Linked DNA regions of Homo sapiens: region 2 is linked to region 1. Evidence: chromatin contacts called from ENCODE Hi-C or POLR2A ChIA-PET data. All regions are on one chromosome and are shown on one strand. Each heading gives the region's core, a stretch centred on a gene start or an enhancer-like site at or near the end of the contact. The rest is flanking DNA. Distances are from core to core; before and after follow the strand shown.

Region 1 (3,436 bases), core at 615-3,114:
AGGAACACAATTTGCTTTACGGGCAGCTTTCCTCAAACATTCATGTAAATTAATGTGTATTTTTAAGAGCACTGATATTTTATATTTATGTAATTGTTACAATGAGCTATACTGGCTGAACTGATAATATGTTGGCTATTATATCAAGGACAGCAGCTCTTTTACATGAGAAGACTACATAAAGCTTAAGTGTATATGAACAACTCCATAAACTTAACACTGCAGTCTAAAAAATACAATTGTGTTTGTGTGTGTGTGGACACAGAGAGATACTTTGAGATCTATGATGGAGAAAGGGAAAGGCAGCACAGACAGGAAAGAGAGATGATCTAGTTTGTTAGTATTGTTTAGGATCCAGCCAAGCTTAACATTCAGAGTAGGTGTTCTCTCCAGGAAGAAGGAAGGCTTCATAAATATGTTTGGCTGCAATCATAACTCAAAGCACTTGAAAGATGTTTCCAATAATCCTTATGCTTCAGAAATAAGAACAACACAATGACCAATGTGGTTAGAACATTCCCACAAGAGAACAGGATAACTGGTTCTAGGATGCCTTTGTTGTCTAAAATTAAAATTTAAAGTACACGGATTCTCAACATATAGTTATCAAAAAAAAGTGACGGTGAAACTACGGGTCCAGTGCCATGACATTTATAGGCACTCAAAGCCTTGCCTCTACCTCTGCAACCCCGATCTTAAAAACCCTCTGCCAAATAACCCGCTGGTCCACTCCTTGTTCCCCTAAAGCTGAGGGCACATTACTACCACCATACCTAGGGATAGTGAGTGCTTACCATTTTATGTTGCCTTGACATCCACTTTAAATATAGGTTTAACTTTCTCAGAATCAGGGCTCAGTCACCCTTGACAGTTTCAAATTCCATTCCCCACCTGAATGGCTCCCACTGGTGGCAGGAAATAAAACTGAAGAGACCCAAGTCCTGCCTAGCAGGCTGGGCTCCTCACTTTCCCACCACTTCCTTAAACAGACCGTTCAGACATTTGCTTGCAAATTTAAACTGACCACCTCTCAGTCACAACAGGACCTCCTGGAACTAGCACCTGCTTGCTTTAAACCTACCAATTAAAGCTCCCCTTAGGAAACATATTTGGATAACACACTGGACCCTAATAAGATGGTGGCCCATGGGTCTCTTTATCTCTGCCTGTGCTCCCTGGCCTATGTAGTGGAGACGGTGGGGGCCTCCGAGTGTGCCATGTACACTCGAGGGTCTAAAAATTCTTAACTTTCACATTGTAGTTGGGAGCCATGCTCATCCCTGGTGGAGAGGCTGCCCCAAAGGGACCCATGCAGGTGGCTCCCATGTTGGTGCTCTTTAGTCCAGGCCTCTCAGCTGCTGGGTGGTTACCAGCTAAGGTGACAGAGTTTCATTCAAAGCACTAGGCTCACACCATGCCCCCTGCCTGACAACCTTCTTGCATTCTTTTTAGTACATATCCCATTCCAGACCACTGAAACCCTTTCTTCTCCTAGAACTTTTGTCACTGGCAAAAGCCCTGGGGAATCTCTCCTCTCCTCCAAATACCTACAGATCTTATTCTTTATACTTCCATTTCACAACTAACATAGGATCTTAGCATCCTTCCTTCTTTTTGAGATCCCTGACCTTTCACTCTCAGCAGACAGTGGAAATCCATCTGAGGTAGACGTGTTTCCGAGCATCTGTATCCCCCAGGGCCTAGCAGATTCTGCATAAATAGTCATTGTTGTGAATATAATGATGCTTAAGTTATATAACAGCCACAAAGGAGAAAAGAAAACGTTCCCTTTGACTGCTGACACATCAAGAATAAACAAATATTATAGCTGTTCAAACCAGTTGGCAAGCAGAACCCAAGCAGCAGATGCGTTTCTGTGCTCTTTGTGGCATGTTCCAACAATACAGAATGCTACTGAGACAGCAAATCTGATACTTCCTAAAAGGAAGTGGAGTTTACAAAACAGAGTTTTCATGTAAAATCCCAGTTCCCCAAACACGAATCCACTGTGGAGAACAGAAGCAACAAGTCATTCGATCTTCCCTTTCAAGTAAGGAACACATAGATACATATTTGATAATCTTGCCAAAGTACCAATTCCTCCTTAAATGTAAACATCACTCTCAACCACAAACATCTATTTACCAACAGGTGCTCCTAACCATAATGGTAGCAAAGGACAGTTCTTCAAGACAATTCATAAATCCTAGAACTGTCATAGGTATACATTTATTATATGGCATTTGCATTATATGACATCATAGGTATATAAAAGTTTTACATTTGCATTAGAGCAAGCCTCTGTCAAAAGAGCCGTTACCACCCGCACACACATTCATTCACTGGTATCCTTTGATTAGCATTAGCATATTTCTGCTTTGATGACAGATGGGGAAAAAAACACTACCACTGTTCTCAAAAGGCTGTGTCTGTCCTGCTATGCAACTAAATACTTTATTAAAATTGCCCATGACAAAAGCACTGACTTTCTAAATAACTACTCCAAGTATAAACAAGCAAATGAATTAGTCAGCAGTGTTTAACTTGCAGGTAACAAAAATGGCACTTGAGGCATCACAGGCAAAAGCAAGGTGAGCCACATTGGCTCTAAATATCCCAGCAACGGGAAAGCCACAGGGGCAGCTGGGCACTAGGATCAGCTCAACACGAATTGCACCAGGACAAGATAGCATCTTTGCTTCTGGTGTTTTATCATTGGCTTTATTCTTCATTCCTAAAGTGTGCCTTTTCCCACTTAATTTAGCTCTGCATCCAAGAGAGACAATTCCTCCTTTCACAGTTGTAATTTTAAAAATTGCCAGAAAAACTCACTGGTCCAGTTTGGGGCCATGTACCCATACAGACTGGCTGGTCTATACTAGGACCACCTGGTTGGATTGGTGAGAGGAGCAGTAAGTTCTCTAGAAGAAAACGGGTTTAATTCTCAGAAGCAGAAGGAAGGTCTGGTTTGCCCCAAACACATCATCACCTATCAAGAAATTCCAAGCCATCCTCAACCAGGTAATAAATTACATTCTAAAAGTTCACTTCTAGAGTCAAAAGTCAATGAACTCTTCTTAGACAAGGTGGCATGGGAAAAAAAAAAACTAAGTGCACGAACTCTTATATAACACTTGGAATACATTTCACTTGACACAAGATGTCTCTAGCGTAGAGGCCAGCTTCTCTGGCCAGTCCTTAAAAACCTGTTTAACTCATAATTTAATGAAATTATATGTCAATGAAATATAATGCTGAATAATATTTCTAATACTGTACTCAAACTCCATTCATGACATTGTTCCTAAAGGAAAATGTATTTGAAATTCCATTTAGAACAAGAAAAACATGCTCAATTTAATCCATTTACCGAGTACCTACTAATGACAGCAGCTTTCATTTCATACACATTATTTTACATTTAATCCACATACAA
Region 2 (3,604 bases), core at 394-2,893, 150 kb after region 1:
AAATGCTCAACATCACTAATCATCAGGGAAATGCAAATCAAAACCACAATGAGATATCACCTCACACCTGTGAGAATGGCTATTATTTAAAAGACAAAAGATAACAAGTGCTAGTAAGGTCAGGGAGAAGTTGGAACCCTTGCACACTACTGGTGGGAATGTAAATTGCAACTGCTATAGAAAGCAAGATAGAAATTTCTCAAAAAGTTAAAAACTACCATATGACCCAGTGATCCCACTTGTGGGTATATATCCAAAAGAACTGAAATCAGGATCTTGAGGAGATACCTGCATGCTCATGTTTATCACAACATTATTCACAACAGCCATGATATGGAAACAATACAGAGGTCCATCAACAGATGAATGGATAAAGAAAAATGTGGTACCGTAGGAAGATGTTGAATGTTTCCAACACAAAGAAATGACAAATGTTTCCGATGATGAATATGCTAATTACCCTGATCTGATCACACCACATCATATGTATTGAAATCTCACTATGTATCCCATAAGTACATGTAATTATTATATGTCAATTAAAAGAATAAACATTTTAAAAGGAAAATGTGGTGTATATATATATATATATATATAAAACAAAGTATTACTCAGCCTTAAAAAAGAGGAAAATTCAACCATGTGAAACAACATAGACGTGGAAGACGTTATGTTAAGTGAAATAAGTCAGTCACAGAAGGACAAATACTACATGATTACCAGGGAACGGGGGTGGATATGGGCAGCTGTTGTTCTATAGATATGAAGTTACATACAAAACAAAATGAGTAAGTTCCATACATAGTACAACATAGTGTACAATATAGTGCCTATAGTTAACAATAAGACATTATGCACTTAAAAATTTAAGAAGGTATATCTGGGCCAGGCACAGTGGCTCACGCCTACAATTCCAACGCTTTATAAGGCTATGGTGGGTGGATCACATGAGGCCAGGAGTTCGAGACCAGCCTAGGCAGCCTAGCAAGACCCCATCTCTATAAAATAAAAAAATTAGCCAGGCATGGTGGTGCACACCTGTAGTTACTTGGGAAGCTGAGGCAGGAGGATCCCTTGACCCCAGGAGTTCCAGGCTGCAGTGAGCTATGATGGTGCCACTGCATTCCAACCTGGGCGACAGTGAGATGCTGTTTCAAAAATAAATAAACTTTAAAAAGAGGGTATATCTCACATTAAGTGTTCTTACCCCCGTCACCCTCCTCCCCCCACACACAAAGGACACAGGAAACTTTTGGAGGTGATAGATATGTTTATTATCTCGACTGTGGTGGTGGTAATACAATACAAGTGTATACATATGTCCAAACTCATCAAATTGTATACATTAATTATGTGAAGGTTTTTGTATACAAATTATATCTCAATAAGGCTAGGGAAAAAACAAAAGCAAGAAAGCTATGGCCCAAGCATAAATACATTTCCAATACCTTCTGAAAGGCTTTTTAAGTTCCACAGAAAATCAAAACAGAAATAAAGGAAAGAAGTATAACTGTTCATGTTAACACATGTTTCTGATCTTCCCAGAGCTGTTTTACTCCCAGAGCCCTAGCCCCATTCACATCCTGCCTGAGCTATGTCCACTACAGCACCAACCTCAGCGGCATCTGCCTTGCCTCTTCCTTTCCCTCTGGCATCACTTCCCATGTTAGAGAGAGTGGAACCTACAGACACTTTCCCAGCAAAAGTCAAGCAGGAGATGGGAACCACACCAACCACCTAACACTGTATTACTCGGCCCCAGCTTCTGATCCATGAGGTACCCACTGAGAAGACAGGTAATGGATGTGCTGAGGCAGCTCACCCTGCAGGTGAGACCCAACTTCTTTAAACACAATGGCCAGTTCATCCTCATTATAGACCCAACAGTAAATCTCTCAGAGAATGTCATAACTGTGACCTCCACACAGGCATCATATACTGAGGTCTCTTGTGAAAAGCCAGCAACCTCTGAAGCCCCTGATCGAGTACACTCATCTCAGAGTCACCCTTGTCCCCACTTTCCTCCCAGCAGCCACCACAGCTGCCACTGGAGGAGCACGCCCCTTTTGGCAGAATAGCCAAATTCCATAAATGCCACCCTTTCTTCTCATCCCCCTCCAAAAGCAGGGGGAGTCCCATAATAGATAGAATATTTCATTCATGCTCTGTCTGAAGAACAATTTTTCCCATAGAAAAGCTGGGCACGTGAATTCTCAACCAGATGAGGGGCCTATTCATAACAATCTCAAATGACTAATGACAAAGCTGTTGTCTGTCTCATAATAGCTCACAAATTTTTTGAATCAGAAAATCATCTATGTCATAAGTGCAACCCTTATTTCCGGAGAGCACTTTTGATGTCACCCATTGCACCACATGTATATACATAAGCTTCTGCCAATAGAAGTGTGTTAAAGAATCCAAATTATAATTACCACATGCTAAGTGCCAACACCATGGTGGCAAAAGAAAAGAATGTGAAACAATGGTTGTCCTATGGGCAAATAATCTAAATCCACTTGGAAACTGTAAGTATTTGGCTCTTCCTTGGCTCTTTTATCCTGTCATCTATAAATACTGCATAGAGCTGGGACTTAAAGCCCTGGGAGTGAACTAGTTCTAGGCAAGATCAGAAACTGGTAGTATCTACAAAGAACAGTGATAGTTTTCCTTTTCATAAAAAAGGTTTAGTTTCTTTGGCTGGCCCTCAGAATTCAGAGGAGTCTTTTGGAAGACTCAGGCTGCTTCCGTTAAGCTAGGGGTAACTTGCTTGGGCTGGAGCTTTAAAAGTGCACTTGTGGCAGAGGCAACAACTGTGATGATCAACGGGGATGACACAGCTCAGGAAAACCCAATCTGGGTGATGGTCAGTTAATTTGTCATCTTCTGCATGGTTCCCTCTTAGCAATAAAAACCCTTGTCTATGTCTTTAATGGACATAGCTCCTACAGTTCATTTCACTACCATATACATTAGGAACAAGAAGACAGATTTGGAGAGCATGAAGAAGACATAAAAAAAGTATAGAGAAAGGCAGGAGTAGCTAATTAAACAACAACAACAACAAAAGGTCCCTTTCCTAACGTGCAAGAATTCGTAATTTATTCATATTTAGTCCTTTTAAGAAACCCAACAAACAACCAGGCATCTCTGCAGTACTGTCCTTCCTCTTAATTTTAATGCAACCTCAAAATAATATAAAAAATTACCCCTAGATTGTTTGTGGCTTTAATAACAAGAGAGAAAGGAACTTTCTATATTTAGGAAACCTCTGAATCTGATTTCCTCAAAGGTTCATAGAGTAATAACAGGCCAACGCTTTTAAGTGGAAAGCAATTTCTCTGTTTTGCACACAGCCCTGCACATGCAAGGGGAAGTATCTTGGGCAAGCTTCCATAGCAATCAGCATGAAAGCAGAGAGGCTTTCCTTTCCTTTCCTTTCCCAGTGGTGAAGTTACAGCTATTAAAGGGCTGCTACTGCACAGAGCTGCGAAGCTTGTGAAGGGGACTTCTGTTATCTAATCAGCGCCAGGGCCAGAAATGACCATGTTGGTTACTACACAATGACTAAGTGTTCCAGTAAGCTAGAAGGAAGGACTGGTAT

The links. Hi-C counts contacts between places; a loop is a spot of excess contacts on that map. ChIA-PET counts read pairs that join two places held with the same protein, here RNA polymerase II (POLR2A). Pooled maps may share reads with other maps.
Region 2: a pooled map shows a loop between it and region 1 (4-fold over the local background). The contact joins two enhancer-like sites. A Hi-C loop is called at or near these places in 2 of 168 maps with a recorded cell type or tissue (MCF 10A and PC-9) and 6 of 50 pooled maps. POLR2A ChIA-PET finds 5 or more read pairs at or near these places in 2 of 52 experiments (HEK293T and T-cell).

The regions. Positions count from the first base shown.
Region 1 is chr10:50,420,543-50,423,978 of GRCh38, forward strand. All of the region lies in intron 6 of SGMS1 (sphingomyelin synthase 1), which reads right to left. Among named protein-coding and RNA genes, the nearest start is that of ASAH2, 170 kb to the left of the region's middle. Within about 2 kb of position 1,865, at least 2 of the 41 ENCODE cell types and tissues checked have a DNase peak (open chromatin) inside an H3K27ac peak, as active enhancers do.
Region 2 is chr10:50,574,389-50,577,992 of GRCh38, forward strand. All of the region lies in intron 2 of SGMS1 (sphingomyelin synthase 1), which reads right to left. Among named protein-coding and RNA genes, the nearest start is that of SGMS1, 48 kb to the right of the region's middle. Within about 2 kb of position 1,644, at least 4 of the 41 ENCODE cell types and tissues checked have a DNase peak (open chromatin) inside an H3K27ac peak, as active enhancers do.